Linked DNA regions of Homo sapiens: region 1 is linked to region 2. A link is a contact called in ENCODE POLR2A ChIA-PET data. All regions are on one chromosome and are shown on one strand. Each heading gives the region's core, a stretch centred on a gene start or an enhancer-like site at or near the end of the contact. The rest is flanking DNA. Distances are from core to core; before and after follow the strand shown. Region 1 has its middle 13 kb from the start of MCRS1. Region 2 overlaps SPATS2 (spermatogenesis associated serine rich 2).

Region 1 (7,319 bases), core at 2,036-4,535, 91 kb after region 2:
AAGAGCATCATATCACGGACCTCAAGGAAGAATGTGCTCGGGTTTTACTGGTGTCTGTCTCTCCCTTGATTTAAAATCCTCCACATAAACTGGGTTTTATTTTTCTTTGTTTTCTCCCCATCTGTCTTATCCCACCTTCAATCGGCATGAGGTTTTGTGCATAATAACTATGTCTGTGGACAAACAAAGGCATGAGTGAGTGACTACAGTTGTAGCTGGTTCTTTACATGACTGTTGTGCACACCTCCACACCTGCTCCTCTCCTTGCTCTCCCTGTCTCCATTCTTCTTTAAATTCTCCACGTTGTCATCAGTGGCTCTCCACTGCCTACAGAGGAGCATCCTCTGGTTGGTCTTCAAGCCCATCCACATCCAGCCCCAGCTGGGCTTATCTCCTACAACACGTGGTGTGGAACTACACCCAGGCTGGCCGCTTGCTGCCACATGAACATGCTCTGTGCTTACAGTGTCCTTTTCCCTTGGATTTCCTGCCTCCCGCCCCCTGCAATAGTTCCACCCATCCTTCCACATTTCATGGAGATCCCACTTAGTCCCAAAGGCCTCCCCAGACCTTCACTGCCATATGTCTTCCCCATTCTCTGTTGCACTTTGTCTTGCATTCCCACACTAGCTCCCTACCAGTTACTACTCTTTCTCCACACTGGCGTGTGAGGGGAGTCTGTCCCAATGTCACCATTCCCCCATGACTTGCCTCCCCACCTTTTCAAGTCTCTACTCAAGCGTCACCCTGCGAGGCTTGCCATGACCCCTCTGTTTTCATCGCCAACTCCAGCACTTGGCACAGTACAATTGCTGAAGGAGTGGTGGGTAGATTGTGAGTCCTCGGGAGTTCAGGACAATACTTGAATTTATTTCTGTAACTGTGCCAGTGCTTTGCATCCAGTCAGCACCCTGTGTTTGCAGTAGGCTCCTGGGAAATGAGTTTTACTCACTTCCGTGCCCCTGCTGCCTAATACAGATCATGGCACCACAGTAGGTGCTCAATAAATGTTTAAGGAATCAATAAATGAAAAATTACACATTTAATTGCCCTCGGGAGCCTCCAGAGAGGCCACTGATTGTGCAAACTCACTGGTTTGTGTGTGCTTCCTGCCAGTGCTGACAGGCTGCCTTATGGGCCGGTGACAAGCTGTGTCCTGTAAACCTGGCTGTGCTGAGGGACGGTGACATGCAGCTCACAGAAGGCACTAGGGCTGTCATGGTGGCCAAGCATTTAATACAACGATTGTGGTGCTCCAGGCAGAAACACAGCCCGGAAGAAGCCTCAGAGGCAGCCAAGGAGGGATGGGAGCACTTACTCCTTAGGGAAAGCTTGACTTGGTTTCTACTGTGTGCATGGCCCTCTGAAGGTCCGGGTAGAGGGGAAGCTACAGCTGTGAGAGCAACTGGGCATCCGTCTTAAAGAGTTTCAGGTCTAGTGGGGTTGAGGACAGGCTCACCGATAATCCCAGAACAAAGGCAAGATGGACCAATGCTGGAAGAGATCCACGCACAAAGGCAGGAGAGCCCGTCCCCAGGAGAAGGGGAGGCTTAGGGAGGATTAGTGGAAGCTTCGTGGTGGAAGGGCCATCTGAGCTCATTGACTAAGCATTTTTTTTTTTTTTTTGAGACAGAGTCTCACTCTTGTCTCTCCGGCTGGAGTGCAATGATCTCGGCTCACTTGAATCTCCACTTCCCAAATTCAAGCGATTCTCCTGCCTCAGCCTCCTGAGAAGCTGGGATTACAGGTGCCTGCCACCATGCCTGACTAAGTTTTGTATTTTTTAGTAGAGACAGGGTTTCACCATGTTGGCCAGGCTGGTCTCAAACTCAATCTCAGGTGATCCACCCACCGCGGCCTCCCAAAGTGCTGGGATTACAGGCGTGAGCCACCACGTCCGGCCTTCATGACTAGGCTTTCTGAATGGGGTGGGAATTGAAACAGCTTCCAGCTGGTCTCCCTGCGCCCTGCTCCCAGTCTATGCTCATGGTTGCAGCCAGACGATGCTCTTGAATTGAAGGGCACATGATGTCACTTCTCTGCTTAGAATTCTGCAATGGCTCCCATTGCATTCCGGGTGAACAGAGGTCCTTACGGTGGCCTACAAGGCCTTGTGTGACCGGCCTCCCAGTGGCCTCTGCAACGTGGCTCCTCCCACCCTCCCACTCACCCACACCAGGTACCCCGGGCACCTTGCTGCCCCCTGAGTGTGCCAGGCAGGCTCTCACCTCAGCCTGCTCTCCCTGCCTGGCACGCCCTTCCCGCAGCTCACCTCCTCACCTGCTTCAAGTCTTCACTGAAACGTCCTGCCATGCCCTCTCTGCTTTAAATGGTAACACCCACTCCCCTGCACTCTGCTGCCTTATCCCTCTTGAAATTTGTGTTTCTCCATGGAACCTTTTACGTTCTGACATAACTGTGCATTTTACTACTTATTTTTGTTTCTTGTCTTTTCCCCCCATAGAATGTAAGCTTTGTGAAAGCAGTTTTTTGTTTGTTTGTTTGTTTTTTGAGATGGAGTCTCGCTCAGTCGCCCAGGCTGGAGTGCAGTGGCACGATCATGGCTCACACAACCTCCGCCTCCCGGGTTCATGCCATTCTCCTGCCTCAGCCTCCCGAGTAGCTGGGACTACAGGCGCCCGCCACCACGCCCGGCTAATTTTTTTTATTTTTAGTGGAGATGGGGTTTCACCATGTTAGCCAGGATGGTCTCGATTTCCTGACCTTATGATGTGCCCGCTTCGGCCTCCGAAAGTGCTGGGATTACAGGCGTGAGCCACTGCACCTGGCCATGAAAGCACTTTTTAAAAATCTGTTTTACTCACTACAGTATCCCTAACACCTAGAACACTGCCTCATGTTAGGTGCCTAATAGGTACTTGTTGAATGAATGAATGAGTAAATGAATCAATGGGGCCATGCTGCATGCTTGAGGAAGTCCATGGGAAGGGCCTCCTGGCAGAGCTCCTAAAAACTGCTGCCCAAAGGGTCATTTGCAGGGATAGATCTGTGCCATACAGAGCAGAGGACCTGCTGGGGGTAGGCGATCAAGCGAGGAGGAAGGGTCCCCAGTCCAAGGGAGAGCAGACTCCACAACCATGAGTCCTCTGCAGGATCCCCGTGTCCCAGCATGGGTCAGGAATGCCTTCTCCCTCTGCTGCACTTGCTGTCCACGCTCCACCTGCACCTTCCCAGGAACTCACCAGCTCCCCTCCTGTCAGTCTTCCCGCAGTTCCCTCCCTTCTAATTCTTGAATTCCCGGCCCCTCTCCAGGCCAGCTGAGGCCCTTAGACAAGCACTTTGCTGCCTCCTTGTGGCTTCTGCAGGAAAGGCTTCTCCTCTCTTCCAGAGAGTGAGGATACGGGGCGCCTAACAGACAGCCTGGGGGTGATGAGAGAGGAAACCGAATCTTCTTGACCAGTGGTGGCCTGAATCATTGGCAGCTGCCCGCTCACAGCACTGCTGCCTGTGGCAGTGAACTCTGTGGCAGCGCCCTGACTGGTGCACTAGCTGGACTCAGGCTTTGGTTGTTCCAGGCTGCTCAGCTCCTGGGAAAGAATGTGAGGCAGCAGTCAGACCCCAGGGCCTGCCTCAAGGGTCACTGAGGTCAGTGACTAGTGTATCCAGCCTCCACCTGCTCAGCTTCCTCCCAGCTCAGAGGCAATAAATAGTGTTTGAGGGGTGATGAAGCCACCAGCCAGCGCAGGGCCTCCCAGGGTGTGCAGAGAGCAGGGGCAGGGTGTGACACAAGAGCCAGGGCCAGGATATGTAGAACTGGAGCATGGGAGGCCACTCAGCCTCCTAATTGGCTAATTGGCTGGGATGTTACCTGCTTAAGCTAATTGCCCCCAAATGGAGGAATATTCTAGAAGGCTCCTGGGTTATCTAGTGGACCCATAACTTACAAGACTGCCTGAGAAGACTGCTTTATTTTTTACTTTACTGGGTAACTTTTTCTTTCTGGCTGCTTTCAAGTTCTCTCATCTTTGGTTTCAGGTTTGACTATGATATGCTGAGGTATGTTTTCCTTTGTATTTATCTTGCTTCAGTTCTCTGAGCTCCTTGGATCTGTGGCTTCTTGTCTTTAATTTTGGAAATTCTCAGTGATTATCTCTTCAAGTAGCTTGTTAAATATTTCTTCTCCCTTTTTCTGGGACTTTGATCACATGTGTGTGAAACCATTGGTATTGTCCCACACATCTTGGGTGTTTGGTTTGGGGGTTGCTGATTTGTTGCTTTGTTTTTACTCTCTCTGTGTTATAGTTGGCTAATTTCTATTGATCTTGCCTCAATTCACATATTTTTTTGCCTTGCTTTTGTCTAGTTGGCTGATAAACCTGCCAAAGGATTTCTATATCTCTGATGTTAAGATTTTCTTTTCTTTTCTTTTCTTTTTTTTTTTTGAGACAGAGTCTCACTCTGTCACCAGGCTGGAGTGCAGTGGCACAATCTCAACTTACTGCAACCTCCACCTCCTGGGTTCAAGCAATTTTCCTGCCTCAGCCCCCCAAGTAGCTGGGACTACAGGCACGTGCCACCATGGCCAGCTAATTTTTGTGTTTTTAGTAGAGACGGGGTTTCACCGTGTTGGCCAGGATTGTCTCGATCTCTTGACCTCATGATCCGCCCACCTTGGCCTCCCAAAGTGCTAGGATTACAGGCGTGAGCCACTGCACCCAGCAAGATTTTCATTTCTGGCATCTTCAAGTTTCCATTTCTTTTGTACAATTCCCTCTCTCTACTCAAATTCCACGTCTGTTCCTGCATGTTGCCCACCTGTTAGAGGCAGATCCTGTAACATGTTAGATGTAGCTACCTTCAAATTCCTGCCTTCAAAGCCCTCACTTGATAGTTAACAGCATCCCAGCCATACACATCTTCTCTTCTTGAGAAGGTGACTCCTCTGATCATAGAATCATGCTCATCTGTTTTCTGACTTTTCAGACCATGCATGGCTTTCCCCTCCCTGGCTCTATGCCTGGGTTGTTTTTGAAGGGGTTTTCTCCTTTCCACTGTATGCCTCTGCAGTTAGTCAAGGCCAGAGTAGACCCTTCTCCCATGTCATCTTCCACATTTGTTTTGGTTCCTCATCTGAGGCTGTGGGCCATGCAAGCAGAGCTATGGCCAGTCCCCGAATATGGCTTGAAGCAATGCTCAAAAAAATACTCCTTCCCATGCCTTGTCTTCCCTGAATTTTTTGGGGGTAGAAGCAATACATTGACCAGAAATGTCAACTTTGCTCTTAAAAAAAATTAGGCTCCTGTATAGTATCAGTGAACCTCATCACTAGAAAAACACCCGACACACACACACACACACACACTTACACATATATACACATGCATACACATACATGTATACACACATACACATTTATACACACACATACACATATACACACATGTGCACATACATACATAAATACATCCACAGCTACATAAATACATACATATATACACAAACGTATACATACACACACATATATACACAAAGATACACACACATATATATTTGTCTTCCAACCCTCTTGGCTTCACAGCTTGGCCCGTGCAGGCTTTCTTTGCCTTTAAGAAGATGAAATTGTTACCAAAGCAGGAGAAGAATGTCAGACACTCTGCATGCTTGCCAGAGAGCTCGCTAGAGGACGTGCAGAAGGTCAAAGTCCTCCATCACCAGAGCAAGTTCAGCCACCAGGCCCCTTAAGCACAGTGCCAAGAGCCTGTGAAAACATGAAACCTTTGAAAATATGGGTGCCAAAATATAAAAACAAAGAATGTATGAATAGTATGAAATCTTTATAAAACATAATATTGTCAGTTTCATTCACTGTCAAATTTAATATTCAAAATAGTCTCATTACATTTATAAAACTTGTTCAATTTCTTCTCTGTGCATTCTGATTGCTGAGATGTCACTCACAGCTAAGTACACATTAAATAACTTACTCATAGCCAGTTAATTTCTGAAGCAAGGTTATAAAAATGCTTTCTAATTATTTAGAGCGATACATTTAGTGTGAGGGCATTTTAAGATGTTAAGTATCATTGGGGTGAGGCCTCCAGAAAAGAAAGAGCCTGGGACCCGAGAGGCTGGAAACAGCCCAGGGCCAGCACAGCTGTGCTGTGCATGTGTCCTGCATCATGATGCCAACTCCCCTTCCTCCCACACTAGGCATCCTCGCGATATCTTAAGCTGCGACTCAGAAAACAAATCCTACTCCTGGCATCATCCACAGAACCAGCTGTTCACACCCCACATCCTCCTCAGCTTTCTGGAGTCTCAGCCTTAGGCTGGAAGCAAGGATGGGCGCCATTCCTGAGGAAGAGAACCGCTGGACATGGGTTCTCTGAGGATGGGGTAATTTCCTATTTGTATGCCTGTTCCCTAGGCCAAGGGTGCTGGTGAGTGGAGAAGGACAGGGTGGGGGAGACTCAGCAGGGACCAGGCAAGCAGCTGTGTGTCAAGAGGAGGGTGTGTAGGTGCTCGTGAGCTGATTGAACTAACCGAATTAGTGTCTTAACTGAACTGACAGACGCTTGCCAGAGACGGCCTCCTTAGCCCACACCGTCTATATTTGAACCTCATGTCTCCATGTCTTCCACCTTTGTCCTCAGAGACACGCTCACCTTTGCCTCCCACCTTATGACACCTGGCTCTGGTCTGTATTTGGTATCTCCTTTTGTTCTCACCTTCTGAGCTTTCATGCAGATCACTGGCATGTCAGTGACATATCTGTCCATATTTTGATTAAATGAAGAGTTACACCTACTAAGTGCCAGGTGCCAATCACAGCTATCTCGGCATGTTTGCTCCCAAAGGACACAGACAACACTCAGAGGGTTCTAAAACTGAGTTGAGGAGGTGTGGGTTTCAGCAATGAGACAGAATTTTAAAATAAACCAACCTCTATTTTATTAAAATGTAGAGTTTGGGGACTGCAGGAGGGAAGCAGTGTTTCTCAAAGTTCTAGGAGTACTCAGCAACCCCCAGAGGGTTTCTTTAAAAGCACCAGCTGGGAACCTGCATTTTGACCAAGTTCTCTGTGGGTTTCCGTCCCTCAGAAGGTTGAGAATCACTGGCTGAGGGATGCAGTGGAGACTGGGGCTGTCTTGATCCTTCTGGCTTATTTGGGTTCCAGGGAGTGACTCGCTTGACTTTTTTTGAACAAGCTAAGCGGATTCATTTGTAGGTTCCTGGCATTCCTTCCTTTGGTTCGCTGAGGCGCTGCAAGAGTTAGTAGAGTTACAGGTGGGGGAGTAACTGAGACAAGGCCCAGGCCATGTGAGTGCCATCCCACACCTGAGCACTTCCCAGAGCCA
Region 2 (6,322 bases), core at 1,998-4,497:
CAGGCTGGAGGCTGAGGCAGGAGAGTGGCGTGAACCTGGGAGGCAGAGCTTGCAGTGAGCCGAGATTGTGCCACTGCACTCCAGCTTAGGCGACAGAGCGAGACTCCGTCAAAAAAAAAAAAAAGAAAAAAAAGAGAGAGAAACCAGTATCTAGGAGCTAGGTGTGCTTATTGCTATTGAGGAGTCATTGTTTTTAGACTTTTTCGTGGATGAAACTAGGAGATTTTTTTTGTTAAAAAATGAGTTCACATTGACATCTTCAATTCAAATATACTATTAAAAGATCTTTTCTCATCTTATTTTAAACATGTATTTCTTCTCTCTTAACCAAATTTTTAGTTCCTAAAAACATTATTCACTGATTTGTTTTATTTTTATAATACTCATAAAATAATAAGAACCCTACAGTATAATATTACTACTATGTTACTAATGATAAAACCATTGAATAAAATTTAAGATTTGCAATTCTTTTACCCTTTAAATGTATCTCTCTAAACCCACACAGTAAGAATATTGTGTTCAAAAGTCAGTGGGGCCAGGCGCGATGGCTCATGCTTGTAATCCCAGCACTTTGGGAGGCCGAGGCAGGCAGATCACTTGAGTGAGGTCAGGAGTTCGAGACCATCCTGTCCAACATGGTGAAACCCTATCTGTACTAAAAATACAAAAATTAGCCAGGCATGGTGGTGCACGTCTCTAATCCCAGCTACCTGGGAGACTGTGACAGAATTGCTTGAACCTGGGAGGCAGAGGTTGCAGTGAGCCAAGATCTCACCACTATACTCCAACCTTGACAGAGTGAGACTCCGCCTCCAAAAAATAAAAAAACGGTCAGTGGGAAGATTTATTCTAGTTCACCCTTTCCCTGAAGGTGCAATATTTTTAAAACGGCAAGCTTACATAAGATCTCAGTTCCAATCTTTTTGTTTGGGTTTTTTGGTTTTGTTTGAGACAGTCTTGCTGTCACCCAGGCTGGAATGCAGTGTTGTGATCTCAGCTCACTGCAGCCTCAACCTCCCAGGCTCAAGCAGTCCTCCCGCCTCACCCTCCTGAGTAGCTGGGACCACAGGCATGTGCCACCACATCCGGCTAATTTTATTTTTTGTAGAGACAAGGTCTCACTATGTTGCCTAGGCTGATCTCAAACTCCTGAGATCAAAGGATCCTCCCACCTCAGCCTCCCAAAAGTGCTGGCATTACTGGGCTTAATGGCACTATGTGGTAAAACCCATGTGTTATTGAGACTGGCAAAACATGCCACAGTTACCTATTAATAGTTCAAGCTCACTATTCTGGGTTTTAGTTCCCTCTAGGGATTTCCCTTACTTCTTATGTTCAGCTATACATTTAAAATGATGTATATTATTTTTCATCCTGTATTTTTTTTTTTGAGACGGAGTTTCGCTCTTGCTGCCCAGGCTGCCATGCAATGGCGCGATCTCGACTCACTGCAACCTCCACCTCCCGGGTTCAAGTGATTCTCCTACCTCAGCCTCCTGAGTATCTGGGATTACAGGCATGCGTCACTGTGCCCAACTAATTTTTGTATTTTCAGTAGAGACGGCGTTTTTCCATGTTGGTCAGGCTGGTCTCGAACTCCTGACCTCGTGATCCGCCTGCCTCAGCCTCCTAAAGTGCTGGGATTACAGGTGCTAGCCACCATGCCCAGCCATATATTTTTAGTCTCAAAAAATATGAAATACAGGCCAGGTGCGGTAGCTCAAAGCCTGTAATCCCAGCACTTTGGGAGGTGGAGGCAGGCAGATCACTTGAGGCCAAGAGTTCAAGACCAGCCTGGCCAACATAGCAAAACCCCATCTCTACTAAAATACAAAAATTAGCTGGACGTGGTGGCACATGCCTGTAATCCTGACTACTCAGGAGGCTGGGGCACGAGAATCGCTTGAACCTGGGAGGTGGAGGTTGCAGTGAGCCGAGATCACACCTCTGCACTCCAGCCTGGGTGACAGAGCGAGACTGTCTCAAAATAAATAAATAAGAGATGCATTTATCAACATAGAAAAAATCTAAAACAATAATGCTATGTGAAAAAAACAAATTGAAGATAAATATATATGATATAATATTTATGTATTTATGTAGTGCAAAATAATAGTGTATATTACCTATGGATATATGCACATATCATAAAAATGCAAAAGCACGTATGGAAATAATACCAAGTTCAGGGTAGAAATCTCTAGCGAGACGAAGAAGGGAAATAGGACTTATTAGGTGTTCATGGGGGCTTCAATTATATTTATTTTGTTTTAATAAACTCAGTGGCATGCAATGGGTGTCATTATGTTTTATATGCCTAACATAGTTTATAATTTAAATTGTTTGTATAAATTATCTTTATTTTACAGTTAAATGATACAAGGTAAAATATGTTTCAAAAAATCTTACATAAAAATCTAAGTTGTTATTGTTGCTAGTTCATTTACCTTTCCACCTTTCTTTACAGTATGCTAAAAATGAGGGAATATTGATGCCACATTAATACCTGATACCGAAATTAAACCACCTTTTCTTTATATGAAATCTAGCATATAACTTCTATTTCTAGCAATGTTCTGCATTTCTAAGTTTTGAAATTAATTTTTCACATGCTGTTATCACTCATCTATTAATCATTCCCAGTGAGATGCTTGTATGTACTGTCACTGACACTAAAGAGTGATACATATTGTTAAAAATGAAATATCACTCTTTTCATTATTCTCTGTATAGGCCTCAGCTGCCTAGTGACCTACTAATGTTAGAATTAAATGACCCTGTCATCTTTTCCAGATAAATGCGGTACGTGCAATAGTTCCTAATAAGAGCAACAATGAAATTATCCTGGTTTTGCAGCACTTTGATAACTGTGTGGACAAAACAGTACAAGCATTCATGGAAGGTAATCCTGACTTAATTTTAAAAATAAATTTATATTTGCTCAAATAGAATTTGCTTCAGACTTTTATAACATTCAGCAATCCAGTGATTCATAGATGATAGAGCAGACCCCATGAAAACATAACATACCATGACATTTGACGATACCTCTTTCAGCTGAAATAAGCTATGTGGTGTCTATAATAAGAGATAAGCTGAGAAAACTCCATTGTTTCACGCTAAATGTTCTCTAATGGTATTTAAGAGGAAATCATGTGGCCAGTGGTATAAGGGACTTGATTGGACTTGGGTTGAATAAGAATTTAAGAGACTCTTAATAACAAAGCAGTGATTCAGTGGCTCACCAACAGATGGCAAATTCAAGGACTCAGTATTGTCTTCCGGATTCTAATATCGTTAGTTTGGCTGTGGCAAGTGACTCAAATGTGTGGGTTTGAATTTCCTTATCTAATACGTAGAAGAATGGCAGGCTTAGTCAACCCTTCAGATTTATAACATTGAGAAGTGTTTTATGAACCTTCCTTCCATGTAACCTGTTGGAGAAAAACTATCTGAAGCTATTGCGTCTTTGAATAGCAACATGAGGTTAGGTCTCCCTGTTTTTATTTTCCTGAATCTGCCAACATAGGATGCACAAGTTTGAATGTTGTAAAGTTTTTCTTTATCTTCATCTTTTTAAAAAATAATGTTAGTGTTTTGGTCTAGGGTAATGTGCAGCTGTCTCCAAAACAACATAGCCAAGGTGGGTGTGTAACTGGAGGGGAAAGGATGGCACACTTGGCTAAAACCAGTGTGCCATCCCCTTTGTATTTGGTCTAAGATGTATGGATAAGAGAATCTTCAAAATGGCCCAGCTACATTAGTCTCTTCTTAGAAGAACTTACTGAGGAAATTACTCGGAGAGGAGGGGTCTAAGTAGGCAGGTATTCCAAAAGGGAAGCATGGCATGATTATCTCATTACATTACTTTAGACCTGATCCTTAACTTTAACTTTTCTGTTAGGAGCTTTGTAAATTCTCCAGCAATTACAAAATGGGAGGACACTGACTCCTGCTTGACTACTGTGTGTGTGGTAGGAGACAAAATCTGTAATTGGTTTCTCTTACAGGTAGTGCCAGTGAAGTACTCAAAGAATGGACAGTAACAGGCAAGAAAAAGGTAAAATGAATTACATTTAAAAGCATGATGATGTGTATATTATTTTTAAAAATTTAGGCTCTGCAAAAATATTTGAAAGAAAAGGTTCACATACATATCTTCTGTTTACCTGGTTAAAAAACATCTTTGGCCAGGTGCAGGGGCTCACACCTGTAATCCCAGCACTTTAGGAGGCCAAGGCAGGTGGATCACTTGAGGTCAGTGGTTCAAGACTAGCCCGGCCAACATGGTGAAGTCCCGTCTCTACTAAAAAATAGAAAAAATTAGCCAGGTGTGGTGGCACGTGCCTGTAATCCCAGTTACTCAGGAGGGTGAGGCAGGAGAATAACTTGAACCCAAGAGGCAGAGGTTGCAGTGAGCCGAGATTGGGCCACTGCATTCCAGCCTGGGTGACAGAGTGAGACTCCATCTCAAAAAAAAAAAAAAAATTCTTCGACCTTGAAACATAGCTGTGTCTCACAGAGTACCACACAGTCCTCTCCGTGTGATTTAAGGCAGGAAACAGAATGACTTTGCCATGGTGCAGTTATTAGACGGGTGAAAAAGACAGCAAATCAAGGAAAGCAAGAGAAAGCGATCTAATTGAGTGGTTTTCAACCATATTCATACCATAAATCAGTTAAAACAGTTCAGATTTTTGGTCGGGCAACTGGGTTGTAGTCCTGATATTAATGAGCTTTGACATAAAGCTGTTAGGTGCTGGCCAGGCACGGTGACTCATGCCTGTAATCCCAGCACTTTGGGAGGCTGAGGTGGGAGGATCACTTGCGCCCAGGAGTTCAAGTCTGGGCAACATGATGAAACCTGATCTCAAAAAAAAGGCTATTAGGTGCCTTGCAGAGGGGTCTGATGTTCCACTTTGAGAGGTAGAAAGCACTCAGGCTATGGGATCAGTCAGAACTGGATTCCTACCCTGTTCCACTATCTACTGGCATTGTGACTGATATTGCTTAACATTTGTGCCTTAGTTTGCTCATCTCTAAAATAGAAAAATAGTTCTAATAAATACAAATACATAATACAACGCCTAACATATTAGTTCTCGTTCCTTTCTCCTTATTTACTTAAAATCAGATGCTTTTCCCAAAGGATACCAGCTGGTCTCAAAATTCTTCCCACAGCTCTGCACTGTAAAGGTAACCCCTTTAGGAAATGCTTGAAGTATGGATTTTAATCAAGTATCTCTGTGAAATCTGTTTGGGGTGTTCTTTTCTTTATTAAGTCAGTGCTGGAGTTCTGAAATGCTTTCATCATGACTCTTACATCACTTTTTAGGAGTCCTGTCAGGTCTTGAACAAAAACCAGGCTTGGCCTCAGTGACGCTTGAGAATTTTTTCCAAGGGTTACCTAATACTACACAGATTCTTCTGAAGCTCTTCATACCTGTAGTTTTGAATATTTGTTTAACTTCTTCCTGCTGCTTTCAACCTGTTACATAGATAACTGTGAGTGTCCTGGAAAACACCAGTTTCTTTTTTTTCTTTTTTCTTTTTTTTTTTTCTTTTTGAGATGGAGTTTTGCTCTGTCGCCCAGGCTGGAGTGCCGTGGCGCGATCTCGGCTCACTGCAGCCTCCGCCTCCTGGGTTCAAGTAATTCTCATGCCTCAGCCTCCTACGTAGGGCGGGACTACAGGTGCGTGCCACTGCGCCTGGCTAATATTTGTATTTTTTAGTAGAGACAGGGTTTCACCATGTTGGCTAGGCTGGTGTCGAACGCCTGACCCCAAGTGATCTGCGCACCTTGGCCTCCCAAAGTGCTGGAATTACAGGCATGAGCCACTGCACCCAGCTAACACCAGTTTCTTAATTTATTAGCCCAGGATTATAAGTTACTAGTGATATAAGATGTGCATGGACCTGGAAGAGGATGTGTGTTAGAGACACAGACATTCCTTAAAATTTGGAGAAAGAAATATGACTTCAGTTTAGCAGTCCCAAATGCACAAATCCAGTCCAGTCCACTTAACTGTTGGGATTAGTCCAATAGGATGTGACTCTGAGTGGGATAGTTATGATATACATGACCCAATGATATGAAAACTTAGCCAGTTCACATGGGGGAAAGTAAGAAAAAGAAAGATGAGGCCGGGCACGGTGGTTCATGCCTGTAATTCCAGCATTTTGGGAGGTCGAGGCAGGTGGATCACTGGAGGTCAGGGGATTGAGACCAGCCTGGCCAACATGGTGAAACCCTATCTCTACTAAAAATACAAAAAAATTAGCTGGGTGTGGTGGCACATGCCTGTAATCCCAGCTACTC

What was found. ChIA-PET counts read pairs that join two places held with the same protein, here RNA polymerase II (POLR2A).
Region 1: POLR2A ChIA-PET joins it to region 2 with 10 read pairs in OCI-LY7. The contact joins two enhancer-like sites. POLR2A ChIA-PET finds 5 or more read pairs at or near these places in 5 of 52 experiments (H1, MCF 10A, OCI-LY7 and 2 more).

Annotation. Positions count from the first base shown.
Region 1 is chr12:49,577,391-49,584,709 of GRCh38, forward strand. It overlaps a transcript of FAM186B not described here. Among named protein-coding and RNA genes, the nearest start is that of MCRS1, 13 kb to the left of the region's middle. RefSeq lists enhancers at 4,866-4,915, 5,016-5,065. Within about 2 kb of position 3,286, at least 2 of the 41 ENCODE cell types and tissues checked have a DNase peak (open chromatin) inside an H3K27ac peak, as active enhancers do.
Region 2 is chr12:49,486,669-49,492,990 of GRCh38, forward strand. It overlaps SPATS2 (spermatogenesis associated serine rich 2), which reads left to right. Exons shown (of 14, transcript NM_023071.4): 5 at 2,797-2,905; 6 at 4,014-4,063. Among named protein-coding and RNA genes, the nearest start is that of KCNH3, 49 kb to the right of the region's middle. Within about 2 kb of position 3,248, at least 4 of the 41 ENCODE cell types and tissues checked have a DNase peak (open chromatin) inside an H3K27ac peak, as active enhancers do.